Regions from separate parts of the Homo sapiens genome. Here region 2 is linked to region 1. Evidence: chromatin loops called from intact Hi-C (ENCODE). Cell type or tissue: endothelial cell of umbilical vein. All regions are shown on one strand. Links, peaks and the distances in the headings refer to the core of each region. The heading gives the core; the rest is flanking DNA.

Region 1 (14,965 bases), core at 3,457-11,456:
CTCCGGAGCAGGGTCCTGGGTAAATCAGCAGTGAGCTGCAGGCTCAGCCAGCCGCCGCCTTTGGTTTCCTCCCGCCGCCGGCTCACCCCACCTCAGACCCGAGCTAGCTCTCCAGCCTGGTTCCTCTGCCGGACCCTCCTCCCGGGCACCTCCCACGCCCCGCCCTCAAGCCCCGCCCCTCAAGCCCCCCTCCCTCCCTTCGGGCCCCCCATACCCCGCCCCTCAAGCCCCGCCCCGCCCCCCGGGCGCCACGCGCCCCGCCCCTCAAGCCCCGCCCCTCCCTCCGGGCTCCCCACGCCCCGCCCCTCCCACGAGGCTCCCTCACGCCCCGTCCCCAAGCCCCGCCCTTCCCCCGGGCTCCCCCACGCCCCGCCCCTCAAGCCCCGCCCCCCAGGCGCCCCACGCCCCACCCCTCAATCCCCGCCCCTCCCCCGGGCTCCCCCCACGCCCCGCCCCTCTTTCCGGCCCCCTACGCCCCGCCCCCGCTCCTCCTTCTGGCCCTTCCCTTGCCCCGCCCCTCCCAGTGCCACCGTCCTTCCAGGCAGCGCCCACACCCCGCCCCTCATGGGCACCACCCACACAAGCAAGCCCCGCCCCGCAGGGTCCCGCCCACGTTCCGCCCCACCCCGCCCCAGCTGTGTCCTCGGCGCCCAGCCTGGGGCAGCCGTCCCCGTGAGCCCCGCGAGGGGAGCCTGTCCCAGCCACCTCGCCGCTTCAATTTCCTCCAGGTCCACAGGCCCAGCCCGGCGCGCGCCGCTCGTTCTGCGACCTCCAGGGCGAGCGCGCTTCCGGGGCGGCCGTGCAAGAGGCGTGGGAAGCGCGCGGGGGGTTCTGAGCGTGCAGTCGCCGCCTGCGGACGGCGAAGGGGCGGGTGAAACGAGTTTCCAGCGTCGAGCCTGCTTCGTTTCAAGGTGGACGCCACATGCAAGCCACGAGCGCGTCGCCGCACGGTGTACGCCCACGGTCCGGGCCGGGCGTTCTGCGGGTGCCCCCGCTGCGCCGCAGGCCTCAGTGGCGCGCCCGGGGACTGGAAGGCTGAGCCGCCCTCCTCCCATGTGCGCGGGAGTCCCTCCGCCACTGTGCCCAGATCGCCGGCGAAGCGCAGGGGGAGGCTGGGAAGGGCATCGGGAGACACGGGCCTGCGCCCCCTACCCGGGCCCCGGCCCACCTGTCCGCACACCTGTCCGAAGCCTTAAAAGGTCTTCATTCCTTTTCGGTCTGATCTGAGAGCCGAGCTCTCGGCAGGGATGGGGACCCAGGGCTCGGCCTGCAGGTGCCGTGCCAATTAGGGCCCAGGCAGGAGAGGGGCGTCCCTGCACTGGGGCTCCATCATTACGTTCGCATGGCCACTCTAGCATGGGAGGGGGGCAGGGCCTTTCCCTGTTAGTTCACTTCCCTGTTGGTACTCACCCACCTGTCTGTGGAAAGGCAGCAATGGTCGATTTCCCCCTTAAGAAACAAAGCGTGAAGGAGGAAGAGAGGCTACAGGAATCTGCCATCCGGGAGACCCTGTCTCTAACGGGCCATACGGGGTCCCCCTGTGTCTCCTGCAGCCCTGCACAGCCCCGGTCTGAGGTACCTTTTGGAGGGAGTGGCCCAGCTCTCCCGGCCTTTGCCACCCGGCGTCCTGTCCCAGTTTATCTGTGTCCAGTCCGATTGATGGGCTCATGGATTGGAAAGCTGTGACAGACGCCCTGGGCTGGGAGGTATAAAACGAAACTGTTTAACTCCAGTGAAAAAACAGTTGCAGGGATCCCAGAAGTGGGAAAAGGTCGCTCTGAGCACCTACCGTGGGGTGGGTGTGATTCTGAGACTAAGGCTCTGGGGGCCGGGCGTGGTGGCTCACGCCTGTAATCCCAGCACTTTGGGAGGCCGAGGCGGGCGGATCACGAGGTCAGGAGATCGAGACCATCCTGGCTAACACGGTGAAACCCTGTCTCTACTAAAAATACAAAAAATTAGCTAGGCGTGGTGGCAGGTGCCTGTAGTCCTAGCTACTCGGGAGGTTGAGGCAGGAGAATGGTGTGAACCAGGGAGGTGGAGCTTGCAGTGAGCTGAGATGGCGCCACTGCACTCCAGCCTGGGCAACGGAGCGAGACTGTCTCAAAAAAAAAAAAAAAAAAGGCTCTGGGACCCCTGGCCCACGAGCCCCAGGCCACGGCCTCCTGCCTGGGAGGTGTGGCTCCCCATGCAGCCAGCTTCTTCCCTGCCTCAGATCGGTGACCTGCACTCTGTCCAGGAGGAGGGGAGACTTGCCCAGGGACAAACCCGAAAACACGGCAAGGTCAGGGGAGGAGGGCACTGTTTCCTGTCGAAGTCCACATTTGTGAAAAAACATTGATTGGGCAGAGAGAGGTGTTGTATTCTGGAATGGAGGTGAGTGGGGGGCCAGTGAGGGCTGGGCCGGTGAGGGGTGGATGTGATGTTTTGCCTGGCCCAAGGGAGCTGGTGCCCCAGGTTCCCAGTCTGCTGGCAGAGCTGGGTCCTGGTGGGGGCAGAGCTGGGCAGGCCCACATGGCCTGTGCATCCAGGGTGTCTTGTCCCCTTAATCCTTCAGAGGATGAACCCCCACCCTTCGCCGGCCTTCTTGGGCGTGGTCTGGTAGATAACTGGAGCTGGGAGAGGCTGAAGACAGTCAAAGCTGCTCTCCTCTTTTCTAGGTGAGAACAGTGAGCCCGCAAGGTCAGGGAGCTGCCCCCAGGTCATCTGGGCTGTCGGAGATGGAGGCGGGAGAGGAGCCGTGTGCTCCTGATCCCTGGCCCAACGCTCTCCTTCCCCGTCGCCCACTCGGCATCGGCCCTACCCGGGGCCCGGACTCCCACTCACGCACTGGAAACTCCCTGTCTTGGGGCCGCGCACACCATGCCTGGCAGGAGCTGGAGATGCAGCAGAGCAGACGCGGCTGCAGGAGCAGCCGTGTTTCCTACAGTGGAGAAGGGGACCCTGGCAGGAGCACTGCCCAGCCAGGCACGTGGTGCTCAACCCTGTGGGCACTGACCCCACAAAAGGCCGGGGTTTGTGCTGCAGGAGGCCTCTGTTTGGGGAGAGCTCTGTCCCGGCTCCAGTGCGGCGGCCCTCCCCCAGCCTGCTGGAATGGGACCTCATCCCTGCTCCAGCGTCATGGACTTTTCCGGCCTTGGGTCGAGGCCTCAGCGATTCAGGCGGGGCCGTTTTGGTAACACCCGTGTGTGTGTGTGTGTGTGTGTGTGTGTGTGTGTGTGTGTGTGTGTCCGTGCGCGCGCGCATGCGTGCAGGCATGTGAGCCTGTGTGTGCCCGCGTGCCTGCACGTGTGTGGACATGCGTGCGGTGTTTCCGCCCCAGGGCTGGACACCAAGGCCCGTCTTGGATGCAGGGTGTTTTCTGCAGGGGAAACTGAGGCGTGGGAGGCTCAGCCCCTGCCTGGGGGGGTGACTGCCAGGGAGTCAGCCTCAGAGCTCCCACCCCTGGGCACAACGGGCACCTGGCCCTAGGGCCTGGGCTTCTTGGGAGCCCGGGGCCTTGGCTGCACACAGACCATGGCCCTGGGTCCCAGGCCAGGGGTGTCCTCTCAGCCCTGCCTCCCTGCAGTGCACGTCCTCCAGCCCGCCTTCTGGTCTCTTTTCTTCCTCTCAACTTTACCCTGTCTCCCTCCCTTCCTCTCTCTGCCCCCCTCCTGGCAAGCGGATTGCAATCCAAACTTGTTGTTAACTTCTCCCCTGCAGTTGTCCACGGGCCCTTCCAAGTTAAACATTACTCATGGCGACAAGAGCCCGCAGGGCAGTGCCTGGCCTGGAGGTGGACCCGCGTGCGGAAGGTGCTGGGAGGGGGTGAGTACCAGGCCCCTCCCTGCAGCATCTGTGGGGCAGCTGCTGGTACAGGTGGCCCCAGCACCCTGAGCCCATACCTGGGTCCCTGCAGCCTCTTGCCTCGCCCTTTGGAGTCACGAATGTGCCTGTTTATGTAACCCCCATGCTCGGCCAGAGCGGGTAAGCCTGTGGGCAGCAGCTCCCTGGGCAGGCTTGGGAGGGGCCAGCCAGGGGCCCCAGAGGGGTTTGGGCCGGGCCAGGCGAGAGCCCTCCCCTCAGCCAGTCACTCCAGCTCTGTGCCAGGCTAGGGGTGGGACTGGAAACAAAGTGTTCAGAAAAAAAATAGCCTCATCTGTTTTGAATCGATTCCGCTTATTGGGCCCTCAGTTTTCCCAGCAGGGAAGTGGAGGGATGGGGAGTCATGGGCTCAAGCACCTCAGGGAGCCCTCACAGCTGCAGGAGGCACAAAGCCCGGACCCCACTCACTGCACCCAGCAGCTGCTCCACCCTGGCCTGTCAAGAGCCTCCCAGGTTAGGAGCAGAGCCCCCCAGGCCGGGTTCCCCAGGGGAGCAAAGCTGGAGGTCAACAGCAAACAGGCACGGTGTCCTCTACCCACCATCTGCCACCCCCTCCCTCGCGTCCTCTCTTACCACTCCGTCCCCCACCTGCTGCATGCATCCTGCAGGGACCAAGCACCGTCCTGCCCCCAGGCCTTTGCGCTGCTGGCCCCCGCCCCGAAAGCTTATCCCACACCCATTTTAGGGCTGCTGAGATGGACCTCATAGGAAGCCCTCCTCCAACTCAGCACCTCTCGACTTACCCTCGTCTATTCCTTTTAAGAACATGGACCCCCATCCAACATAGAACATTTGGAGACTTAATTTTTTATGCTCTCCCAAGGAAGCTGCCAGCTCTCTAGAACAGGAACTCTCCGCTGTGTCCGTGTGCTTGCTGTAGGGAGGCATGTAGTCAACTCCACAGAAGAAACCATTTCCACACTCACCCACCCAGCGCCCTCAGGGCCCAGCCCCCTGGCCTGCACCCGGACCCTGTCGGGCAGGACACATCTGGCTGACCAGAGCTCAGGCCAGGGGCCTCCCGTGGGGCTCAGCGGGGACAGCTGGATCCTGAGCCAACAGGGGGAGGGCAGCAGGCCGAGGCACACGAAGTTCAGGGGGGCTGCTTGGTGCTGGTGGCGTTCGGCCACCCCACTTTGTGCAGGACTATGGGCCACTCGTCCAGGAACTCCACACCCTCCACGTGAAGCCTCCCTCCTGCCCTGCTCACACCCCCAGGACCCTTCAGGCTCCCAGCCTTCCAGCCTCCCTCCTGCCTTCTGTCCAGACAGAGCTTGTCGGAGGAGGCGCTTCAGTGGACGCACATCCCTGCTGCAGCCAGGTTCCATCCAGGGAGCACAGAACCTGTCCTGGGCACTGAAACGCTCACGGGGCCTCTGTCCCACTGGGCCCCCTCTTGAGAGGCCTCTTCCCAGCACCTCACCCTGGAATGCAGCCTCAGGGTGGGGGGTCCTGAGGGGAGCTGGGGGAAAAGGCCCTGCCTAGTGCCCTGTGGCTGTGCTCTCCAGGCACCTTGTCTGTGACAGGGTCTTTGGGGGCTCTGGAGATGGGCGGCTCACCTGCCTGCCTCGTGCCCAGACCTGCGAGTGTGCCTGCCCGTGTCAGACAGAGGCGAGTTGGGACTTCACACCTGAAATCAAGCGGGAGGGTAGGAATGTGAGCCTCGAAACCACCTTCTTTCTGTATCGTTTCTGGGAGTGGCGATGTCGGCCAGTGGGACACCTGCTGAGGGTCCTCTTTTCCCATCCGGGTGCTGGCGGGACAGGGGGTGGCTGTGACCTTCACCCAGCCTGTGCTGAGAGCTCCAGCCCCCCACGGCGCCCACAGCCCTGCCTGCCGCCTCCCCCACCCCAGACCCTGCCCTCCTACCCTCCACGCCTGCTTTGGGGAGGAGGCCAGGTGGGGGTGGGGCTGATCTAGTCACAGGCTCTGCTTCGGCAATGAGACCCCAGCAACCCCCCAGGTAAGGGGGCCTTGGGGGCTGGGTGGGGGTGGCTCCTCGGGGCTCCTCCTGCCCTCCGGGGGCTGTGAAGCTTTCTGGGCAGCACTAGTCCCTTTTGCAAGACACTGCCAAGACTTGTGGCATTTCTGTGGGTCTCTGCATGCACAGCAGAGCACACACATGCACCAGGGCTGGGGCTCTTCTCCTGGAGGGTGACCCTGGGAATGGGTAGCCTTGCCCACCCAACCTTGGTCACCAGTGGCCATCCAGCCCCAGGTGTCCCCATCCTCAATTTGGGCTGAGGGCAGACTGCAGGCTGGCGTTGCAGAGGCAGCTGGGTAAAGTGTGGTCCCAGACAGGGACGCAAGCTGGCGATTGCTGCGGGGGACCTGGGCCTGGGCTTAGCGACTGCTGCCCCTATCCAGATGCCTGATTGGGACCAGGGTGTGGGGCCGGGCCCTGCAGCGCCTGTCTTGCCCGGGCTGGAGCCCTAGAGCTGTGCGACCTGGGGCCAGGGTGTTCTGACAGACTCACTCTCAGGGGCTGGATGCCCTTGGGCACCACGGCGGGTGCCTAGCAGACCGTGCTGTACACCATACCCCTACTCTGGCCATCTGTGGGCTCCTTGGGCCCCTGCCGCCATGCCACTGCCTCTCTTGGGAGCAAGTTTCTTTTCTTTTCTTTTTCTTTCTTTCTTTTTTTTTTTTTTTTTTTTGAGACGGAGTTTCGCTCTTGTTGCCCTGGTTGGAGTGCAGTCGCGCGATCTCGGCTCACTGCAACCTCCGCCGCTCAGGTTCAAGTGATTCTCCTGCCTCAGCCTCCCAAGTAGCTGGGATTACAGGTACCTGCCACCACGCCTGGCTAATTTTATATATATATATATATATATATATATATATATATATTTTTTTTTTTTTTTTTTTTTTTTTTTTTGAGACAGAGTCTTGCTCTGTTGCCTAGGCTGAAGTGCAGTGGCGCAATCTGGGCTCACTACAAGTTCCGCCTCCCAGGTTCACGCCATTCTCCTGCCTCAGCCTCCCCAGTAGCTTGGGACTACAGGCACCCGCCACCACGCCCGGCTAATTTTTGTTATATTTTTAGTAGTGACGGGGTTTCACTGTGTTAGCCAGGATGGTCTCCATCTCCTGGCCTTGTGATCCGCCTGCCTCGGCCTCCCAAAGTGCTGGGATTACAGGCATGAGCCACCGTGCCCGGCCAGTTTTTTATATTTTTATTAGAGACGGGGTTTCATCATGTTGGCCAGGCTGGTCTCAAACTCCTGACCTCAGGTGATCCACCTGCCTCGGCCTCCCAAAGTGCAGGGATTACAGGCGTGAGCCACCGTGCCTGGCCGAGAGCAAGCTGCTGCTTTTTTTTTTTTTTTTTTTTGAGACGGAGTCTTGCTTTGTCGCCCAGGCTGGAGTGCAGTAGTGTGATCTCGGCTCACTGCAAGCTCCACCTCCCAGGTTCACACCATTCTCCTGCCTCAGCCTCCCGAGTAGCTGGGACTACAGGCGCCCGCCACCACGCCCAGCTAATTTGTTTTTTTGTATTTTTAGGAGCGACAGGGTTTCACCGTGTTAGCCAGGTTGGTCTCGATCTCCTGACCTCGTGATCCGCCCGCCTCAGCCTCCCAAAGTGCTGGGATTACAGGCGTGAGCCACTGCGCCAAGAGCAAGCTTCTGATGTAGGGGCTGCGGGGGGCTTCCCAGGCCAGGCAGGTTGCTGTCTCAGCGCCAGCGTGTAGCCTCCTCCCAGGATCCGGAGCAGGAGGGTGGCTGTCTTTTGCGTTCAATCCGCTGGGCTGCTGTGGGGTTCCCGCAGAGCTGCTCCAAGGGGCCGAGAGAAGGAAGGACGCTGCCCCCAAGGACAGACGGGCAAGCTGGAGTCAGGAGAGGCGCAGCCGTGGCCCACAGGCCTTGGATCTCTGGTTGGGGGAGCACCAGGTGGGTATGGGAGGGGGCCAGGGAAGCCCTGCAGCCCCCCCACCCCCACCCCCGGCCCCAGGCAGCAGTACCTCCAAGGCCTGGGCGGCAGGAAAGGGAGAGATGACGTCATTGCCGCCTGGAATCTGCTGTTTGGAGGCGTCGCCATGGAGACCGGAAGGCTCAGGGTGGGTAAAAATAGCAAACCCAAAAGGGTGTAAGTTCCAAGAACGCGAGTCTCTGAAAAGCGAGGCATCCATGTTCTCGTTGCCTGGAGGACAGAGGGCCCAGGCTGGGAGTCTAGCGGGAGGGGCCGCTCGGGGCTGCTGGCTTGCAGCCACCCACACGCGGTGTGTCCCTGCCACAGCCACGGAGAGCTTTGTCCCCGCGCAGGGTGTGGCGGGCGTGGCAGGCTCCCAGCAGGAGGCGTCTGCAAGCACGCTCCCTTCCTTTGCTTGGGCACCGGAGCCTTAGCCGAGGCCGCGCTGCAGGGACTTTTCCTTCCTCGGAGAGGGGAAGCGGCCGTGGCCTGTGAGTCGCTGGGCTTCCCAGGCCTCATCCAGGCCGGAACTCCGTGCCTCCAGGCGGCCTCTGCTGGGGCGGGAGGTACCAGAGCTGGGGTTTTCGCTGCCTGGCCTGAATGCTCTTTTCCTGCCCCAGTTTTGGAGAAGGAAAGGGGCGGTTGCCTGAGAAAGCGTCCTGCACCCCAGTCCTATTCCTCTAGGGGTGGTTTTCTTGCCAGGAAGCAGGATTTTCCTCCAGGCCAGGAGGTGGCCGTCCTGCTCCTTCTGGGCTTGGTCCCCGGAAACGCCAGTACACACTGTCTGCACCTCCCTTTGGCTGCGTCCCAGTGTCCTCAATGGGTCCCCCCAAGTCCCAGGCCACAGAATACAGCAGGAGGCTCGAGGGCTCTGGGCTGCTCTCCCCAGATGGCCGAGTCCGTGGAGAAACCCTGTAGCCGCGAGGGGCTCCCTGGCCGGGTGCCACCTCTGAGAAACTCTGCCCTGTTTTGGCTCTCGGTGTCGCTGGGGGCTCCTCTCTCCCAGGCCAGGCTGCACCGGGGCACGGAGGGGACCTCGCCTGGCTGCTTCCTCCCGCAGCGCGAGCCTAGGCAGAAGTGTCATTGGGCTCAGGAACCCTCAGATGGCCCAAGAATGACCCAGGAACCCTGAGAAGGCCCAAGAGTGACCCAGGAGCCCTCAGATGGCCCAAGAGCACCCCGAGTGGGGAGGGATCCAGGGTGATTCCCAGCCCCGAGAAAGGAAGCCCCATTCCGGGAGGGTGACTGTCCCCGAGCGGGGGGATGACTGTCCCCGAGCAGGGGGGTGACTGTGCCCGAGCGGGGGGGTGACTGTCCCCGAGCGGGGGGGTGACTGTCCCCGAGCAGGGGGGTGACTGTCCCCGGTTGGAAGGTGACTGCCCACTACAGCAACAAACGTTCTCCTGAGCAGCCTGGGGAACGCTTTCCTCCCTCCGTGCCGGAGGCTGGTGGGGCTGAGTCTCCGCCGCTCCCTGGGTGCTAAATCCTGGAACATCTTCAAAGAGTTTCAGTCCCTTCTCTTCTGCACACACCATTGTTCTCAGGGTGGCAGGGCACCCCCTTCCTCCACCCAGGGCAGGGGGAGCACGGGGTCTCACCTCTCACGCCCAGACCTCCCTTGGCTTGTGGTGGCCTTGACTGGAGAGGGCGAGGGGACATAGAGCCCTGTGTAGGGGTTTCTCATTCCCCCAAGACATAGCTCGCATGCCTTATGTAACGCGTGAGCTCACGCAGAGGGCCTGCCAGAAATGACGGCAGGGGCGGGAGGGGCCTGCTCGGGAAGCCAAGTGTGGCTCAGGCTTACGAGGAGCCTGGGCCCTGCCTTGAGGAGAGAGGGGCCCCGGGCCTTTGCAACCTGGGGCTCCCACACTGGCAGGGGATGGGCAGGGCCTGGGAGGGAGCGAAGGCCGTGGTGGTGCAGTGTATGGCAAGGCCTGGGGTGGCTGTGCTGGTCACTTGGCCTGTGGGTGCCTGGCCAAGCAGGATGTGGGGTCAGGCCCACCCCACTCCCCCACTAGCAGGCACCAGCAGGCCCGAGATGTCAGAGGAAGGGGCCTAAGTCACCCAAGACCCCCGGGAGAAGCTCTGGGGGCCTTAGAGGGGTGGATGGGTGGAGGCAGTGCCATCTCCCCCAGTGCCAGCTGCCCTTCCACCCTGAGAAACAGACCAGGACGGATGCTGCGCTGAGGATGGCCCTGAGGCAGGGCTGGACCCAGTGCCCGCGGCCGCCCTTGCCCTTCCTCCCTTCCCTTTCGGAGTCCTGGCCCCACCCTGTGCTTCCCCTCCGCCTGCTGCACAGGCGCCCACACTGTGTGGCTGGCCCAGCCCAGTTTCATTCCTGGAATGGGACCCCGGGAGCCGAGAGGGGCAAGGGCCTCTGGGCGGCGCGTGGGGCCTGGGTGACAGCACGGGTCCTCAGGGCAGTGCCCCCAGCCAAGAGGGAGCCATCCCTCCAAACACAGTGCCAAGGGGCACCTGGCCTGGGGACCTGTGTCCCGCCAGCAGTAGGGCCTAGCACAGCTGCACCTCACCAGGCCCAGGCCAGCCATTGGTCAGCTCACGGCCTGTTGCTGGGAAGGCAGCCAGCCCCTGACAAGGAGGGGGTGACCGGGAGTCCCACTAGGAGGAGGGGGAGGCCAGCCCTCGGGCCTGAGGAGGGCAGAACACTGGCAGGGGTCCCTGGCAGCGTCTTGGACTTTGCCCTCAAACCCTTAAGCAGGAGAACGGGGTGGGTGGGGGTTCCCTGAGGGGGCCAAGGGTGGTGCCGGGAGCCCAGTGTGGGGCAGATCCTGCTCTCAGGAAGGGTGGCTGAGGGGCCATGGCCCTAGACAGCGGGAGGGGCTGTATCCTGCTGCTGATGGGGAGGGGTGAGGATGGGGGCAAGGGGCGTCCATGCAGAGGCGGAGAGCAGGAGGTGAGGGGTTGGGCCCCTGGGATGGCTTGGTCTGAGCCTGGAGGCTGCACCCCCTCTGAGTAGCGGGAAGGTGGCTGCGGGCAGGTGCCGTGGGTGACTGAAGGGTAGGACCTGCGTGAAGGAGCCCCCGCTGCCCTTGGGACCACTGGGCCCCCGAGGTCTGGCCCTCACACACACCCTGCCCTCACCTGACCTCCCGCCCCGACCAGCCGCTTGCCCCAGTAGGTCCCAGGCTGCCCTGAGCCTCAGCATGCTCTGGTCTGCACGTGGCGGTAATGCCACCTGGCTCAGCATGTTGAGGGAAACCAGTCCTGGCACCAGGGTCCCACAGTGCCTGTGATGACTTATGAGGTTCTGCCATTGCAACCAACAGTGCCACAGCTTGGGCCCCTGGAAAGCACTGCGGGGATGGTCCCCCACTTCGAGAAGTGCTGGCTGAAAGCTTTGTGTGGGCAAGGACAGCACCCTTCTGCCCCCATTGGGTCCCCTGTGCCCACCTCGTGGTGCTCAGTGTTGTGTGCCGGGTAAAGGACAGCAGCCAGGGCCTCGGAGGATGCTGGTGATGCCCAGGCCGCGGCTGGGTCCCTGGCTCTCGCTCTGTCCCCACTGTTTGACACACAACCGCTTCAGCTAAGTCAAGAGTGATCTCTGGCCTGGGGGTCCCGGGCTCAGTGAAGTGCCGAGGGCACGCAGGGAGGTGGCGGCGAATGACTGGGGTGGCGTGGCGTGGCGTGGTGTGGCTGCAGCCCCGGGCAGCTATGACCAGCACAGCGCACAATCCAGGGCTGCACAGGATGCCCCCAGGACAGGGTTCAGTGGGTGAGGGTGGCAGGGCTGGGTGCCCACACTGGCTCTTCAATTCAGCACACGGCCCCCCAGGCTGGGCCTCACCAGTGTCCCCCTGGCTGTCCACAGGCTGTGGATGCGTCCTCAGAGCCAGGCCACGGGCTGCTGAGGGTGTCGAGGCCTCTGTGCCCCTCCCTCCCTCGGGCCCAACATCCTGCTGCTGCGCCCTCAGCCTCCAAGGTCCTTGTGTCTCTGGGCATGGGCTGCCAGGGGTCTCCTGCAGGAAAGGGAGCCCGAGAGAGCCAGCTTTGTCTCCCTAGCCTGGGACCTGGGCCAGGCCCTGTCACACTCTGGGTGTGAGCCCAAGGTGGGGTTGGGTGGACACCTGGCTCCCGGGATGGTTCAATGCCTGGCCCAGGCTGTCCAAGGCTGGGCAGCCTCATTGCTGCCCTACCTGGCTTTGTCCCTGTGGGGAGTGGGCAGGAGCTGGGCTGTGGCTCTGAGTGGGGTGGTCTGCTGGCCACCTGCTCTCACCCTCTGGTTCCCAATGGCCACAATGGCAGGACCATCCATGGCCCCCCAGAGGCAGGTGCCCTGCTCAGCACTTCCCATGCATCACCTCAGGTGATCTCAAGAGGCAGGCCCTGGCTCTGGGACCACCACCGGGAGGCTGACACACACCCGAGGCCACCTGGGCACGGTACAGGTCAGGCAACTGATTTCACAGAAGATCCCATGGTGGGCGAGGGCTCTCCTGGGCAGAATGGCTCTGAGAGAAACAACAGGAAACGCAAGCAAAACTGAAGGCAGCTTCCTTAGAAAGCCAGAAAATGGGCCGGGTGCAGTGACTAACGCCTGTAATCTCAGCACTTTGGGAGGCCAAGGCATGCGGATCACGAGATCAGGAGATCGAGACCATCCTGGCTAACACAGTGAAACCCCATCTCTACTAAACATACAAAAAATTAGCCAGGTGTGGTGGTGGGCACCTGTAGTCCCAGCTACTCAGGAGGCTGAGGCAGGAGAATAGCTTGAACCCGGGGGGCCGAGGTTGCAGTGAGCCAAGATTGCAGCACTGCACTCCAGCCTGGGCAACAGAGCAAGACTCTGTCTCAAAAAAAAAAAAAAAAAAAAAAGAAAGCCAGAAACTGCCGACCAGGCATGGTGGCTCATGCCTGTGATCCCAGCACTTTGAGAGGCCGAGGCGGGCAGATCACCTGAGGACAGGAGTTCAAGACCAGCCTGGCCAACATGGTGAAACCCCGTCTCTGCTAAAAATACAATAATTAGTTGGGCATGGTGGCATGTGCCTGTAATCCCAGCTATTACGGAGGCTTAGGCACGAGAATTGCTTGAACCCTGGAGGCGGAGGTTGCAGTGAGCCAAAATCGCACCACTGCACTCCAGCCTAGGCGATGGAGAGAGATTCCGTCTCAAAAAAAAAAAAAAAGAGCTGGGTGCGGTGGCTCACGCCTGTAATCCCAGCACTTTGGAAGGCCGAGCTGGGCAGATCATGAGGTCAGGAGATCAAGACCATCCTGGCTAACATGGTGAAACCCCATCTCTACTAAAAATATACAAAATTAGCCGGGCATGGTGGCGGGCGCCTGTAGTCCCAGCTACTCAGAAGGCTGAGGCAGGAGAATTGTGTGAACCCGGGAGGCGGAGATTGTAGTGAGCCGAGGTAGTGACACTGCACTGCAGCCTGGGCGATAGAGAGAGATTCCGTCTTTAAAAAAAAAAACAAAAAAAAAACAAAGAAAACTAGAAATTGCAGGTCAGCGCAAAAGAGAAACTTTAAGACATCTGTAGATTCTTCACTTGGCAAAAGTCACTTTCTTGTTTTTTGATATATGATCTGAAGGCTATAACATTCTACGTACCATGTAAGCTACATCCAGGAATTTTCATTGACAGTGTTTTCATTATCATTCAATTTAAAACATTTTGTGGTTTCCATTTTGATCCCTTCTTTAATTGATGATGTGTCCAAAGTATTTTGCAATGTCCCAGATAATGGTGATTTTTGATGGGAATGTGTATTTTTCTTTGTTATTTATTTTTATTTATTTTTTTGAGATGGAGTCTCGCTGTCACCCAGGCTGAAGTGCAGTGGCGCGATCTCAGCTCACTGCAACCTCTGCTTCCTGGGTACAAGTGATTCTCCTGCCTCAGCCTCCTGAGTAGCTGGGACTGTAGGCACATGCCACCATACCTGGCTAATTTTTGTATTTTTAGTAGAGACAGGGTTTCACCAGGCTGGTCTCAAACTCCTGCCCTCAGGTGATCCGCCCACCTCAGCCTACCAAAGTGCTGGGATTACAGGTGTGAGCCACTGCCCTCAGCCTGTTATTTTTAGTTTGGAATTCTAGTGTGTTTCTTTATTTTAATAGTTACCAAAGAAATACAGATACATAGATAAAAGAAACAAAAAGAACCCCCAAAGTTAGTACAGTTTAAATACTGAAACTGTAGAATCTGTAGAAACTATTGTCTCTGTGGAACTCACCAAGCCCTGGCCCTCCTTTGCTCCTCCATTACGGCCCTAGCGTCAGCTTCTTTCAAAGCTTTCACCCATTTTTTTTTGTCTTAGCTCTCTCCATACTTCTCAATTATGTGCTCTTGCTGCTCCTCCTTGGTTTAGCAGCTTTATACATGGTGAGATGTTACTGGAGAATGAGGGTTTTGCTCTTATCCAATGCTCCCTGCCCCACCCTACCATCTCTTCTTCTGTCTTCCCAAATGAGCAATTTCCTCATTTTTGTTTAAGTTGATGTCTCTATTATAATTTGTACTATAACTCTCTGCTGAGTCAAGTAGTGAACTCTGCTTAGGTTTTCTCTTTATTTTTCCTGGAGTTAGTAGTGGCCTTGCTTTCTTCTGTCATCTGCTGAGTTTCCTCTGTGCCTATGGCCCATCCCACCTACCTCTTCCAACAAGCCCTCCACACAGTGTTTGATCTAGTCAGTTGCATCCTACCTTCCACTGGTTCCTTGTTTTCCTGGAGCCCTGTGTCCTTCTGGCTTAGTCTGGGCTGCTTACTCTCTGGGCTCCATGTCTAGGCTGGTGGGCAGAGATTTCCATTTCCCCTTCATGGACTGGGACAGACCCTTCTTAGCTCTTATTGTTATGATGGAAGCCCAGTTCCAGATCCCATTCAGAAAGGGCCTGTGGCCATGACTCTTGTCTCTCACTGGCCTTAACCAGCAGCCCTCAGTGGACGTGAGACCAGGCCCAAGGCTTGCATTGGCAGTTTGGTTTCCACTCTTGCTTACCACTGTGGCTTGAGTGCTATCTTCATTTCTAGCTCTGCACAGCTACCTTCCTTGTGCCTTTTTACAGGACATTTAAAAAACAAATCTGGCCAGGCGAGGTGGCTCACACCTGTAATCCCAGCACTTTGGGAGGCTGAGGCGGGCAGATCATGAGGTCAGGAAATCAAGACCATCCTGGCTAACATGGTGAAACCCTGTCTCTACTAAAAAATACAAAAA
Region 2 (14,965 bases), core at 3,971-11,970, 67 kb after region 1:
GATGACTGAGGCCCAGTGAGGAGTGGGCTGGGGCCTGGTGTGACCTGCACGGTCTGTGGGGGTTGGAGGGATGCGCGACTTGGGCCCACCCCAGAACTTGGGGTTTCCTGATGGGTGTTGGGGTGCACACAAGCCTGGGCTCCTTTGTGATTGGCGACCCCAGGGTCCCGGGACAGTCCCTGAGAAGCACAGAGGCCTGGACACTCCCACCTCCCAGTCAGGCCCTGCCACATCCTCCCTGATGGCTCCAGGGGCTTTTGTTCACTGAAGAACACTTGCTGTCCTCCCCTCAGAAGAGTCTGCTCGGTGGGGGAGCCGCAGGGGGCTGCTCCCTGTCCAGGCCAGAGAAACCAGGCAGCCTCTCCCGCCGGGAGAGGTCCCCCACAGGAGCCTGTTATGGAGCCGCGTGGCGCCTGGGCTGGTGTCACCCCTGGGAGCCCCCTTTTAAAGAAGACTCATTCAATGTCCCTCTCTCAGACGGCCTCCAGCGTGGCGATTAAGCGCTCAGATGCTGGCAGGTTCCGCGGAGTGCCCGGCTGCCCTCGGCAGGGGCTTTGTGTTGGCTGCCCTGCCCCGGGCTGACCCCAGACGCTCGCCTTTTGTGCTACGCTGCTCTCGCCCCTCGGGAACCTTTGTCCCATTGAGCCCCGCCATTGCCTGGGGCCCCTTGCCTGTCCCTGCGGGCCCGCCCCAGGGCGGGGATTGTGGCCCTGGTCCCCTGGGGGGGGGTAGGGGGCTTTTGGTGGCCTAAGGGGACCCTCTGAGCACTCATGCAGGCCTCCCCCCAACCTCACGTCCAGGTCTGTTGCCGAGGGGCCAGGAGATTCTGACATTGTGCGATGGCCCCAGAGGTTGACATCCTGGGGAGGATTGGCTGGTGATGCTTCCAGAAAGTGGTTTTTGAAGATGCATCTGGTCCTGGCCCGTGGATGGCTGGCGGGACTGGGAGAGACACTCCGGGCCACTGGCTGCTTTCTCGCAGCTGTTCTCCTCTGGGAGGACTTGCCCCTGTGGGCAGGTGCAGGGGCACTGAGCGGAGGGGCTTGGGGGCCCCTGCCCGCCCCAGGCCACCTTGCTCTCTCTCCAGGCCTGCGTCCTGCAAAGAGGCCGGGTCAAAAGGTCACTGCCCCGATTTTTATTGCTGTCTCTTACGTTCTCACGACCTCTTGCCCTCTGCACAGATGGGCGGGGCTGGAGCTTCCACGAGGGCCGGCCTTTCCGGGGATTAAAAACCCACTGAAAGGTCTGAGCCTAGCTACCAAGCTTAAATGTCTTAGTAGCTTAAAAATGGTGTTAAAAATTAAGCAAAACACACATAGACTTCCAGGTTTAGCATAAATAGAAACCAGAGGTGTTGAGACCGTGCTGCCCCCTCAAACCAGCGCAGTGGAAAGAGGGGCAGAGCCCTCCACAGGAGCCCTCCGCTGGGGGGTTGGGGAGACGGCCCTGGCCCAGCGTCTGCAGCTCCCAGCGGCACTGAATGGCAGTGGCCGTCCCTGTGGTCTGGGGGCCTCCTTCCCCCACAGGCTACACAAGCCCTGGTCCTGCCAAGGCTCGGGGAAGCCCTTTGTGACTTTAGAAAAATAATAATGGAGGGTGAACTGGTTCCTATTTTTGCATTGTAATTGATTGCCAAGAACCCCTGAAATTAAATACAACCATGTATTTTAAATGGTGTCCTTAATGTAGAATGTTTTTATCAAAACCAAAACTCCCTGTTGAGGCCTTAGTGTTCTGTCAATAGCGTGTTGGAGTCTGGTTCCCGTCTCCCCTGCCCCGGCCTATGTGTGCTGACCCTGGGACCGGTGAGGCAGTTCTCACCACGCCCCGAGCCTCCCCCTCCCACGCCCCGAGCCTCGCCCTCCCACGCCCCTCCTGCCCCCGAGGCTCGCTGGCGTCTGTGCTTCTTCCAGGCGGAGGGGGAGGTGGTAGGCACCTTGGGTCTTAAATCAGAGAAACTGTCCCAGCAGTAGTAAAAGTCATCAGCTGGCCCCAAAGAGCCCCTGGAAACACAGGCTGTACCCCGCCTCCATGGAGACATTTGGTGCCACCTGCGTTCAGTGCAGATGCCACACGGCTCTTCCTGAGATGGCTTCCGAGGCCATTTGGCCCTTCATCTCGGGAACAGACCAAGGGGGTGTTTTCGGCCGTCTGAGACCCACCTGGGGGTGTCTGGGCCTTGGCCATGCTGCCTTCTCCAAGCCCCATGCTTCTCCCGGCCCCTCCTCCTTCCCACTGGCGCCGGAGACCTTTGGTAGTGGGTGTGGAAAGACAGCAGCTGTGGGGTCCCTGTCCTGGCCGGCCACTCCTCCTTCCCGCCAGTGCCGGAGACCCTCGGAAGTGTATGTGGAAGGACAGCAGCTGTGGGGTCCCTATCCTGGTCAGAGGGTGGCATTCCTCCCACAGTCCTGGGAGCCACAGGGCTGAGATGGGACTTCTCAGCTTGGCATGGGGAGGGCAGGACGGGGTGGCTGCCATGCCTCATTCTGTCTGTGATGGAAACGGGAGGGCCTGGCCCTGCCTCTGTTACTGAGCTTGAGCCAGGGACACCCGTGACCCTGCCTGGGGCGGTCCTCCCCAGCCTTGTGAGCCAGGGCAGAGGTGCAGGTTGGGTGGCTGACCTGGTGGGGGGTAAGAACATCCACGGAGAAGTGTGACGAGTGTGCGACCAGAGTGTGGACCCAGCCAGGAGGCCTGACCGTGACTGCAGCCTCCCCCAGCATTGCACCAAAGTGTGCTCGTGCAGGACCTCGAAGATGCCCCGTGGGCAGCGTTCGGGCTGAGGCTGCAGGGGGCCTTGGGAGCACGGTGGCCCTCCTGTCTGTTCTGTGGACCGGGTGCGGATGGGCCGTGCAGGCAGACGTGCTCTTGGGTGGTTGTGGTGGGGATGCCTCTCCGCCCACCACCCTCTCACTCACTGCCCTGGCTGGAAGGTGACGGCATCTCCCTGACCGGCAGCGCCAGGATGGCAGCCCCACAACAGTGTCCTGGTCGCCCCAGAGGCATGCTGAGCGCCCATGCGTGTGCGCAGGTCCTACGGGCCGTGTCCAGACCCAGCCCCGGGGTCAGGTGACACCTGTAGTTGGGTGAGCGCTCACACAGGCACCTCCAGGTAAGGGGGATTGAGGAAGGTAGCGCTTTGTCAATGGCACTGGTTTTGCTCCGAGGCTGGACTCCTTTTCCCTTTGAGGAGCTCTGCTCATGTGCTTTGCCTGCTTTCCCATGGCAGGCTTTTTATTGGTTAAATAAAGACACAAACTTTTCATCAGTCTTTGCAAATACTTGGTTCCGGCAAGTTCTTGGCCCTTCCCAGGCTTGGGGCTGCCGGCTCACGGTTCTTCTCTCTGCATTTCAGCCAGGCCCCCATATGCTGGGTTTGCAGGTCACGACCACCCATGACGGCTGTGCTGCGTGGGGTGCAGTTCCCCGTGGGCGCCGAGGGTGGTGTGGGGCTGCCTCTCGCTCGCTCCACCAGCCACCCGAGGGCCCGTGTCCTGGTCGTGGCCGCGTGTGCTCTGCTGTGTGGGTGGTCAGTCCTCCCCAGGGGCCACCTGGATGGTGTCCACTCCTGCCCCATGGCAGGAAGTCCCAGCGGCACCTGGCCACGTCCCTCTAACATGTTTCTGGAAGTGGGATTCTAGGCTGGAGCCTCATAGCGGGCAGATACTGCCCCCTGGCCATGAGCCATGACAGTTGGTTGATGGGACTTGAAGGGGCCTCTGGACAGTGTGGCTGCAGCCCTGGACCCTAGGAGAATAGCAGCCGTGATGGGGGGCAGGGACCCCACTTTCTGGGTGGGAGTGAGGAGGGCCGGCTGCTGCCCCTTGCTGCAGTCATCTTCAGTCACTTTCCCGGCCGCCACGGCCCCCTCCTGGCTTCTTGCTCTCAGCAGAGGGGACAAGACCCTTGTGAGGGTGGGCACAGGCACTCCAATTGTTTGGGGCCTTCGCTGTCCCTTGCTGTCTGTGCTGGTCTTTCCAGGCATCCCCAGGCCGTGTGTGTCAGCAGGTGGAGGCTGGGCACCTCTCACCCACCCAAGCTGAAGCGGCCTCACAGGGGGTGGCACCAGGTGTTTCTCCAGCTGAACAAGCTCGCCCTGGAACCCCCACCCTGAAAGGGCTACTGCCCCCATGAGAGGAGCTTCTAGAGATGGTGGCCAGCCTTGGGGGCCCGGTGGAGATGTGTTCGCGGGGTCCTGGTCTGATTCTGTCTTGGAAGGAACATCGGGCCCCTGAGAGGTCAGAGCAGTGGCCGGCCCACGGCTCCGCTCAGGCGCCACGGCGGCTCCTTTCTGTTTCTTGTAGTCACTGAGTTCGAGGTTCCCACAGGGAGGAGGCTTCCTGTGGCTCCGCCGTCAGGGAGCAGTGGGGCTGCCCCAGCCTCTGGGGGCTTTTTAGGTGCTCTGAGGCGATCTGGGTGTGGCCTGGCCGGTGTGGGCAGCTTTGCCCTTCGTCTGAGACCCCGAGCCCTGGGGCAGGATGAGGGGTGTGGGGAGAGTTTGCTTTTTCCAGAGACGTTTATCTGTTTTTTTTTTAGACGGAGTCTCGCTCTGTCGCCCAGGCTGGAGTGCAGTGGCGCGATCTCGGCTCACTGCAAGCTCCGCTCCCGGGTTCACGCCATTCTCCTGCCTCAGCCTCCCAAGTAGCTGGGACTACAGGCGTGTGCCATCACACTCGGCTAATTTTTTGTATTTTTAGTAGAGACGGGGTTTCACCGTGTTAGCCAGGATGCTCTCGATCTCCTGACCTTGTGATCCACCCACCTCGGCCTCCCAAGGTGCTGGGATTACAGGCTGAGCCACCGCACTGGCCAGCGTTTATCTTTAAATGTGCCTTGGACCTGGCCCCTGGCTCTTTGGGAGGGAGAGTCCTTGGCAGGCCCCGTTGCCTCCACCCCACCAGTGCACCTTGGCTCCTGGTCACTGCCCACCCTCCCTGCCCGGGCAGGAATTCTTACAGGCCCTACACTCCTGAAGGGAAATCAGGCTGGTCCTGGGGCAGGCAGCCTCTCAGAGCTGTTGAGAATTGAGCAATCTCCTTGTGCTCTTTCAAGCTGTTCTTTTCTTTGGTTCACACTGAGCAAGGGCTGGTTGCTCCGATAGGGAGAAGACGTGAGGAGTGGCATTTACTGTGATTGAGCACAGGGCCTGTGGACTCTCCCATTCACGCAGCCACATTTCCCAAAAAGAAGTGGTCCTGCTCCCCACCCCCCGACCCCCACTGCAGCGCCACCTGCCTTTATCTGTACTTGGAGGGACAGCGCAGCAGGCTGTGGCTGGCTACCCCAGGTGGCTCCACCCAGCTCTCAGAAGTTCACCTGCTGCACTCAGAGGCCGTTTACTTGAGGTTTGATATTTATCTCCAAAGGAAGGGCTGCCCCGACTGGCCTGGACCCTCCAGGGAGTTCAGCAAGCCGGAAATGCGTGTCTGCTGCTCTCCTGGCCCCTGGGCCACCTGCTTCTGTGGCCCTGGGATTGGGGAGCCAGGGCTGAGGGCCTGTAGGGCCCCCTGTCTGTGCCTCTAGAGGCCCTGAGCCACCTCCTGCAGTGTTTTAGATCCCATAAGCAAGAGACAGAATTGTGCATGGATGGTGAGAAAACATGAAGCTTTTTATTTGTAAACAGAAAATGGCAGGGCTCACTGTGTGGGGCTGGGGACAGCGCTAGGCCTGCTTTAGGCCGTGCACCCCAACCTGGGGTGTTCCACCAAGAGGGGTACAGTGGCCTCCACTGTGAGTATGTGGCCATCCTCTGGCTCCTGATTGCTGAGTTCCTGATTGCTGTCTTTGCGTAACTTAGGAACCCCGATGAAGAGCCCGTGCTCATAGCTCCGTTCCTGACATGTTCAGGAACGCCTCTGTTGAGGTTTTTCTCTTTGGTTCTGGAATTCCTGGGTCCCTTTGACCCCTGATGCGTTTGTTTTGGGTGTTGATGAGCACTGGAGCTGCTTCCCCACAGGGATGGGGCATTGGGGAGATTCCGACACAGCAGGGCCCTCACCCAGGAGGCTGCTGTGGGTGCTGGAGCGGTTGCTTCCATGGAGCTGGGATTCCTCTCATTTGGGGCTGTAGGAAGGGGTCTTTCCTCTCTGTGCTAACAGTTGTTTGTTTAAAAAGAAAGGCTGTTTAAACCTTTCAAACTTAAAACTTCTTTTTTTCTTTGGAGATGGAGTCTCACCCTGTCTCCTCCCAGGTTCAAGTGATTGTCATGCCTCAGCCTCCTGAATAGCTGAGATTACAGGCACATGCTACCATGCCCAGCTAATTTTTGTAGTTTTAGTAGAGACGGTGATATGGTTTGGCTGTGTCCCCACCCAAATCTCAACTTGAATTGTATCTCCAAGAATTTCCATGTGTTGTGGGAGGGACCCAGGGGAGGCAATTGAATCATCGGGCTGGTCTTTTCTGTGCTATTCTCGTGATAGTGAGTAAGTCTCATGCGATCTGATAGGTTTATTAGGGGTTTCTGCTTTTGCTTCCTCCTCATTTTTTCTCTTGCCGCTGCCATGTAAAAAGTGCCTTTCACCACCCGCCATGATTCTGAGGCTTCCCCAGCCATGTGGAACTGTAAGTCCAATTAAACCTCTTTTTGTTCCCAGTTTCGGGTATATCTTCTTCAGCAGCGTGAAAATGGAGTGCACACACACGTCAGCACTGTGGGCGCACACACCTGCACTCACACATTCATCAGGACCCATGGGCACACGTGCACACACACGTCAGTCCTGTGGGTGCACACACCTGCACTCACACATTCATCAGGACCCATGGGCACACGTGCACACACGTCAGCACCGTGAGCGCACACACCTGCACTCACGCACACACCTGCACTCACGCACTCAGGACCGACGGACATACGTGCACACACACATCAGCACCGTGGGCGCACACACCTGCACTCAACGCACTCGTCAGGACCCACGGGCAGATGTACACACATGCACCAGCACCCGTGGACACGTGCACGCACACATCAGCACCCATGGGCATACATGGATGCACACATCAGTACCATGGGCACACACACATGCACCCACTCCCGATGGCTTCGGCTTGCTGGGTGCCTGCTTCGCCCTCGGGTGAGCAAGTCTGGAGGCAGGCACTTGGGGTGGGGCCACAGTATGGTTCTTAGGAGCCCAGTGTCCCCTGGACCCACTTGCTCCCAGCCTTGGGTCCCAAAGTGCTGCTCCCACTGGTCTCTGTGCCCCACCCATCATGGGCAGGGCTGTCTGAACAGGGCAGAGTCACGAGTGATGCAAGGGTGGGGTGTGGAGGCCTTGCCTAGAGGCAGCAGCCAGCTCTGGCTTGGCTGGGCCTTACCTTCACTGTCCTGCTGTGAGACGCAGGAGCCCTGGGGGAGGACGGCAGTCTGTATCAGGGCAGTGGTGAAACTGCAGATTCCTAAATGTGATCTGGAGACGACTCTTGCTGGAGAAATCTACCCAGGTCCCTTGGGTCTGTCCCTCCCTTCACCCTCCACAGTCAGGGACAGGCTGCGTGGTGTGCCTCCCCATCTGTGCGTGGCCTCAGCGCAGCAGGCCTGTCCTGCCCATTGCTAAAGGTAGAGCCCGGCAGATTCATTGTGTGGTGAGGGCTTCCCCAGACCCACCAACTCCTGTGTCTTCCCATGGTGAGAAGGGTGGGGTCTCTCTGGGGCCTTTTTTTTTTTAGGAAGTCACTGATGCCACTCAGGTGGGTGCCCAGCTCCCCACCTGATCTCTGGAGTGGCCCCTTCTGCTGGAGGCTGCCCCAGGCTGGATGCCGTGGCCTGCAGACCCCCCTTCTTGCAGTCCCTGGGCAGGCAGCACCCATGCGCACACGTGCACACAGGCCGTGAGCACTGCCCTGTGAGCCAGGTGGTGGTGGGGGGTGTTGGGGCTAAGGTTTGGTTAGGGCCCGAGTGCTTGCGCACCCCCCCATCCAATTTCCCATGGTGCTGGGATGCTGCCGCCTCCTGGACCCTGGCGTTGAAGTGCCACCTTCATCTCCCTCCCCAGACAGTAAGCTCCAGACAAGGGCAGGCTGTGGCCGTCACTCTGGCCAGCTGCTCGGGGGCTTGGTGGCTGCTGGGTGGTCGCCTGGACTCTGCCCTCCTGTCTCCTGGTGTCCCGGAGGGGCCTTGCTGGGCTGGGCCCTCCACCGCCCCATTGGGCGCCTGACTCTCAGGGCGCAGTCAGTTCTTTGGGGATGGCCCTGATCTCTGAGCGGGACTGCCTCTGGCCTTTCTTCTGCATCCCCTACGGAACAGCAGCCTGCTAGACGCCCTGAGGAGGCAGGCTGAGGGGTGGAAGGGGCGTGGCCGTGCCCAGCAGAGACCACCCTCTGATGACGGTGGGCGTCCTTTCCAGCCCCTCTCGGGGCATCGCTTCATCCCTTCCCCCATTTCCTTCCTGGCCCTGCTCTCCAAGTCTTGTGTGTGTGGTGGGGCCTGGCTTCCCTCCCGGCCTCTCGCCTGTTCCCGCCCATCCCTCTCTGGTTCTCTCAGGCCTCCTCTGGGCTTGCCAGGAATGTAGGGGAATTAGGGGGAGGGGGACACAGGAAATGCCTCCCCTCCTCTGACAACAGCTCCAGCTGCAGGGGGAGGGGGGAGGGGAGAGCAGAGTGGGTGAGACGAGGGAGGGCTGAAGGGGGGAGTCGGCTTGGGGGGAGAGTGTTCTCCTGCCCACCCAGGCACTGGGCGTGGCCCAGCCCCACAGACAGAACAGTTCTTTCTTCCTTATTTTATTTTTTATTAGAGACAGGGTCTCACTCTGTCGCCCAGGCTGGAGTGCAGTCGTGTGATTGGCCTCAAGCGATTCTCCCACCTCAGCCTTCCAAAGCACTGGGATTACAGCAGTGAGCCAGTGTGCCCAGCCTCTTCCTAAGTTTACACCAGTGTGGGCATCCAGTGAGGGGAACTGGCCTGTGATGCGGTGGTCCTTGTGACATGTCAGGCAGTTTTAGAGTAGGGTTTGTTAAAACATGGGTTAAATTGGGCCCCACCCCCAGCCCTCCACTCCTCAGCCATTCAGGAGAAGCGCGAGGCATGGGTGCGCGAAAATTCTGAGTCTGCCTTCCACCTGAACCCCCTCTGGAAGGTCTGACCACGGGCTGGGTGTGGTGGCTCATGCCTGTAATCCCAGCACTTTTGGGAGGCCGAGGCGGGTGGCTAATGAGGTCAGGAGTTAAAGATTAGCCTGGCTGATATGGTGAAACCACGTATCTACTAAAAAAAAAAAAATACAAAAATTAGCCGGCATTGTGGCAGGTGCCTGTAGTCCCCAGCTACTTGGGAGGGCGAGGCAGGAGAATCGCTTGACCCCGGGAGGCGGAGGTTGCAGTGAGCTGAGATGGCACCACTGCACTCCAGCCTGAGTGACAGAGCAAGCGTCTGTCTCAAAAAAAAAAAAAGTCTGACCACAGCCCCTTCTCACAAGGGGGCTGCCCCTTCTACCCTCGTTGGGGAAGGCCTGGTCTGCTGTAAGTGCAGTGACCGGACATTAAAATACCCCGGAATGGTCTTGGAAAGAGCCACTTCTGGGAGTCTTCCCTTACCCGCCACACACCTTTTAAAGAGAAACCTGAAGACACCTGAGAAGACAGGCGGCGGCGGCGATCTTCAGAGAGAAGATGCCCGAGAAGACAGGCGGCGGCGGCGATCTTCAGAGAGAGGACACCCGAGAAGACAGGCGGCGGCGGCGATCTTCAGAGAGAGGACGCCCGAGAAGACAGGCGGCGGCGGCGATCTTCAGAGAGAGAGATGCCCGAGAAGACAGGCGGTGGCGGAGATCTTCAGAGAGAGGACGCCCGAGAAGACAGGCGGTGGCGGAGATCTTCAGAGAGAGGACGCCCGAGAAGACAGGCGGCGGCGGCGATCTTCAGAGAGAGGACGCCCGAGAAGACAGGCGGCGGCGGCGATCTTCAGAGAGAGGACGCCCGAGAAGACAGGCGGCGGCGGCGATCTTCAGAGAGAGGACGCCCGAGAAGACAGGCGGCGGCGGCGATCTTCAGAGAGAGGACGCCCGAGAAGACAGGCGGCGGCGGCGATCTTCAGAGAGAGGACGCCCGAGAAGACAGGCGGCGGCGGCGATCTTCAGAGAGCGGACGCCCGAGAAGACAGGCGGCGGCGGAGATCTTCAGAGAGAGGATGCCCGAGAAGACAGGCGGTGGCGGAGATCTTCAGAGAGAGGACGCCCGAGAGGACAGGCGGTGGCGGAGATCTTCATAGAGAGGACGCCCGAGAAGACAGGCGGTGGCGGAGATCTTCAGAGAGAGAGATGCCCGAGAAGACAGGCGGTGGCGGAGATCTTCAGAGAGAGGACGCCCGAGAAGACAGGCGGTGGCGGAGATCTTCAGAGAGAGAGATGCCCGAGAAGACAGGCGGTGGCGGAGATCTTCAGAGAGAGGACGCCCGAGAAGACAGGCGGTGGCGGAGATCTTCAGAGAGAGGATGCCCGAGAAGACAGGCGGTGGCGGAGATCTTCAGAGAGAGGACGCCCGAGAGGACAGGCGGTGGTGGAGATCTTCAGAGAGAGGACGCCCGAGAGGACAGGCGGTGGTGGAGATCTTCATAGAGAGGACGCCCGAGAGGACAGGCGGTGGCGGAGATCTTCAGAGAGAGGACGCCCGAGAAGACAGGCGGTGGCGGAGATCTTCAGAGAGAGGATGCCCGAGAAGACAGGCGGTGGCGGAGATCTTCAGAGAGAGGACGCCCGAGAGGACAGGCGGTGGTGGAGATCTTCAGAGAGAGGACGCCCGAGAAGACAGGCGGTGGCGGAGATCTTCAGAGAGAGGACGCCCGAGAAGACAGGCGGTGGCGGAGATCTTCAGAGAGAGGACGCCCGAGAGGACAGGCGGTGGTGGAGATCTTCAGAGAGAGGACGCCCGAGAAGACAGGCGGTGGCGGAGATCTTCAGAGAGAGGACGCCCGAGAGGACAGGCGGTGGCGGAGATCTTCAGAGAGAGGACGCCTGAGAAGACAGGCGGTGGCGGAGATCTTCAGAGAGAGGACGCCCGAGAAGACAGGCGGTGGCGGAGATCTTCAGAGAGAGGACGCCCGAGAAGACAGGCGGTGGCGGAGATCTTCAGAGAGAGGACGCCCGAGAAGACAGGCGGTGGCGGAGATCTTCAGAGAGAGAGATGCCCGAGAAGACAGGCGGTGGCGGAGATCTTCAGAGAGAGGACGCCCGAGAAGACAGGCGGTGGCGGAGATCTTCAGAGAGAGGACGCCTGAGAAGACAGGCGGTGGCGGAGATCTTCAGAGAGAGGACGCCCGAGAAGACAGGCGGTGGCGGAGATCTTCAGAGAGAGGACGCCTGAGAAGACAGGCGGTGGCGGAGATCTTCAGAGAGAGGACGCCCGAGAAGACAGGCGGTGGCGGAGATCTTCAGAGAGAGGACGCCCGAGAAGACAGGCGGTGGCGGAGATCTTCAGAGAGAGGATGCCCGAGAAGACAGGCGGTGGCGGAGATCTTCAGAGAGAGGACGCCTGAGAAGACAGGCGGTGGTGGAGATCTTCAGAGAGAGGACGCCTGAGAAGACAGGCAGTGGCGGAGATCTTCAGAAAGAAAGCCCAGAGTTCCATAGTGGGCGGGTGGGCAGTATTTCGGCTTGTGTGGCACCAGGGCAGGGCCTCCGAACCCATGGAAAGCCTTGCTTCCCCCAAGCCCGCTGGCTCCCAGCCCTCCACCCTCATGATAGGGCCTGGGTAGGGGCTGCTGGTCACCCTTTACCCCCACCCAGGAAAAGGTCAGGAGGCTGGGCTCCCCGTCAAGGAGCGGTTTCCAGGGACACCGGCTCTCGGGGGCGCCAGTCCTGTCCTTGGCGCCCAGCACATGCTACTAGTGACATTCGCAAGGGTGGGTCTGGTTCTCAGCCTCCGACCTGTCACCCCGGTGTGGGCCCAGTGACCTCAGTGAGCTCCTCCTGTGCCCTAAGCTGAGCCACTGTGTACACTGAAGAGGAGGCTGGGGTCCTGTGTGCACCTGGCCCGCTTCCCTTGCCGGTGCTGGGAGACGGGAGCCAGTCTCGGACCCTCATCTGCCAGCAGCTCCTGTGGCTGTGGGGGCGCAGGCATCTTGGCTGACTAGGGAGGATCCCGTGGGAATGACCCCACGCCATGGCCAGGGAGGCGCCCCCACCCGGCCCAACCGCCTTTGTCGGGGATCCTGAGAGGCTTTGTGCGGAGGCTGGGTCCCAGGCTGGGTTCCGAGGGTGCCGGTGCGCCCCTCCTATGGGTGAGGCTGTCTGCTTACAGTTGAACACTTCTCCCCACTTCTGCGCCAGGCCTCACTCAGTCTCCCCAGCACGGAGCTCTTGTTGCTGGCCCAGGGCCTGTCCAGGTCCTTTGACAGGGCAAGGACTCAGAGCCTCAGGGGGGGGAGGGCAGGGCCTCCTGAGGAGTATGTCTCTGTGAAAATGGGGGTGAGGAGGTGGCAAGCATCGCCTTTTGAGGACAGAGTCTTGGAGAGGTGTTGGCTTTCTAGGGAGGGCCCTGTGATTCTCCTGCAACCATGTGGGCCGGGGCCAGGACCAAAGCCATCGTGCTGTCGCTGTGGATTTGGTGGCCGCTTCCCCTGCTCAGATGTTGTACTGCAGGCCTGGGCCTTGGCTTGGGGTCTCTGTGTCTCCATGTTCAGGACAGGCTTGTGGCTTTGGGTACCACGAGGGGCCATCCAGCCCAGGGGGCTTCAGGGAGCTGCCCCTCAAGTGCATGTGGGGTGCTGGGGTGCAGCCCTGCTGCCCATGGCCCGGAAGTCCAGGCAGCACTGCTCTGGTTCGAAGCTGCCCCAAGGGTACGGGAGGCCCGTCCACTAGAACTGAGGCCTGGCACCATGTTGTGTCGGTTTTCATGGCGAGAAAACATCGTGGGCGTCTGCTGGGGCTGGAGGAGGCGGGAGGCCGAGGCAGCAAAGCTGACCCGCTGGCGGGTGGGGGCCACTGTGGCGTCCCCTTCCTGCAGGAGGCGGGGAGGTGCTTGTTTCCCTCCAGAGCTGCTGTCTGCCCGCAGCTAGTGCCCTGTTAGCAGGTGCAGTGCCCGTGCCATCTTCTCCCCAGACCCAGACCCTCCCCAACTCATGGAGACCCTGTCCTCCGGGCCATCCCCCGTCCATGAATGCCCGGGGCTTGGGGTCCATCTCCTGTCCACATGGACCTCCCCTCTTGGGTGTCACAGCTGCATCAGAGGCCCCAGAGGCCGGCCCTGGGGGGCTCTGGCCCCAACACAGCGTCCTCCCCGTTCCACTGGCCGGGGCTCCCTCAGGTTGCTGCCCTGCCTCTAGATCCCTGATCCCTGGACCCATGCTGCCGAGACGTCCTGGTAGGGTTGAGTTCCCTCCTCTCCCACCCCGAGGCGGCCTGAGAAGAGCCTCTTGGAGGTTCAGGTGACCTGGCCTGGGTCAGCACAGTAGAGGCGGAGCTGCCCTCAGACCTCTTTTGTAACAGTTATCTCATGGAAACCTAAAACCTAATTGGGCAACGGCAGCTCCGTGTGAAGTAGAGATTGTCTGGAAGAGATTTGTCCCTGTTCTGTGGAGCAGGGCAGATGCAGCTGAGGTGCCTGGGGGGGCAGGGACCCTTCCCCAGTGGGCTCACCCCAGTGGTGTGGGGGTGGTAGAATTCAAGCTCACACCGGCCCAGAGGGCCCGCTGTCCGTGTGGACCTCCTGTGACTGCATGGGCCTCTTGCGGCGGCTCCCTCCCGCCCCACACCGGCCTATGAGCCCTCCCTGGCCCCTGGGTGGCTGGGAGGGCTCCAGGCAGGGAAGAGTCAGGGAGGGGTGGATGGCCGGCGTGGCTGTAAGAATGACAGGTGGACACGGGGGCCCACCTTGGCCTGTGCTGGGGGCCCCGGTGGCTGGAGAGTGAGAGTGGGTGCTCTCACTGAGGGTCTGACCCTGCTCCGCAGTGCAGTGTGGAGGTGGTTTTGGTGCCACACACAGCACAGGTGCACCATGCGGGCCTTTCTGATGATCAGAATTCATAAGTGGTTTTATTTTGTAAATTAACAGGACAGAAAAGCCTTTTTGTTCTTGCTAAAGTTTTATGATTTCGTGTTTGGGCCACCAGGGTATCTGGAGGCTGGGGGCAGTCGTGGCCAGGGTCAGAGTCTGGGTTGGAGATAGGTGTCATGCGGCAGTTGGTGTGGCCGTGTGGACTTGTCCCCATCTGTCTAGTAAATTTCCATCTGCCCTGACGTCAGCTGCCTTTTTGACATGCATTTGGAAGGTGTTAACAAATGGACTTAGATTCTTCCAGGCCGGTCGCAGTGGCTCACACCTGGAATCCCAGCACTTTGGGAGGCCGAGGCGGCTGGATCACCTGAGGTCAGGAGTTCAAGACCAGCATGGCCAACATGGTGAAACCCAATCTCTACTGAAAATACAAAAAAATTAGCTGAGCGTGGTGGCGGGTGCCTGTAATCCCAGCTACTAGGGAGGCTGAGGCAGGAGAATTGCTTGAACCTGGGAGGCGGAGGTTGCAGTGAGCTGAGATCGTGCCACTGCACTCCAGCCTGGGTGACAAAAGCAAAAGTCTGTCTCAAAAACAAACAATAAACAAACAACTCTTCCTTTGAAAGTTTTGTTTTGTTGTTTTTGTTTTTTTTTTGAGACGGAATCTTGCTCTGTCACCCAGGCTGGAGTGCAGTGGCGTGATCTCAGCTCACTACAACCTCCGCCTCCCGGGTTCAGGCAGTTCTCTGCCTCAGCCTCCCTAGTAGCTGGGATTACAGGTGCCCGCCACCATGCCCAGCCAATTTTTGTATTTGTAGCAGAGATGGGGGTTTTTACCATGTTGGCCAGGATGGTCTCGAACACCTGACCTCACATGATCTGCTCATCTGGACCTCCTAAAGTGCTGGGATTACAGGCGTGAGCCACCGCACCAGCCAGAAGGTTTTTTTTTTTTTTTTTTTTTGAAACGGAGTCTCGCACTGTTGCCCAGGCTGGAGCACAGTGGCACGATCTCGGCTCACTGCAAGCTCTGCCT

The links. Peaks named below come from ENCODE experiments on the same cell type or tissue, not always from the same donor. Only the 100,000 strongest peaks of a DNase experiment are listed, where the experiment ranks them.
Region 2: a loop joins it to region 1, with 5 times the contacts of the local background. A loop is called at or near these places in 2 of 110 quality-filtered maps.

What each region holds. Positions count from the first base shown.
Region 1 is chr1:2,204,726-2,219,690 of GRCh38, forward strand. It overlaps LOC105378593 (a long non-coding RNA gene), which reads left to right and starts at 2,288. Exons shown (of 3, transcript XR_946826.2): 1 at 2,288-2,376; 2 at 2,661-3,175; 3 at 3,703-4,610. LOC124903823 (a long non-coding RNA gene) reads left to right here and starts at 7,666. Exons shown (of 2, transcript XR_007065358.1): 1 at 7,666-7,752. It also overlaps a transcript of FAAP20 not described here. RefSeq lists enhancers at 1-108, 4,840-5,693, 7,016-7,854 and silencers at 499-798, 629-787. In endothelial cell of umbilical vein, for the core only: a CTCF peak has its summit at 8,213; DNase peaks (open chromatin) are centred at 3,716, 7,936 and 9,536; H3K4me3 peaks cover 996 bases; H3K27ac peaks cover 3,619 bases.
Region 2 is chr1:2,270,999-2,285,963 of GRCh38, forward strand. The region is part of intron 1 of SKI (SKI proto-oncogene); the gene reads left to right. Among named protein-coding and RNA genes, the nearest start is that of SKI, 50 kb to the left of the region's middle. RefSeq lists enhancers at 458-1,420, 4,309-5,271, 7,244-8,038, 8,039-8,833, 9,286-10,485 and 3 more. In endothelial cell of umbilical vein, for the core only: no CTCF peak of the experiment used is centred there; a DNase peak (open chromatin) is centred at 8,393; H3K27ac peaks cover 1,942 bases.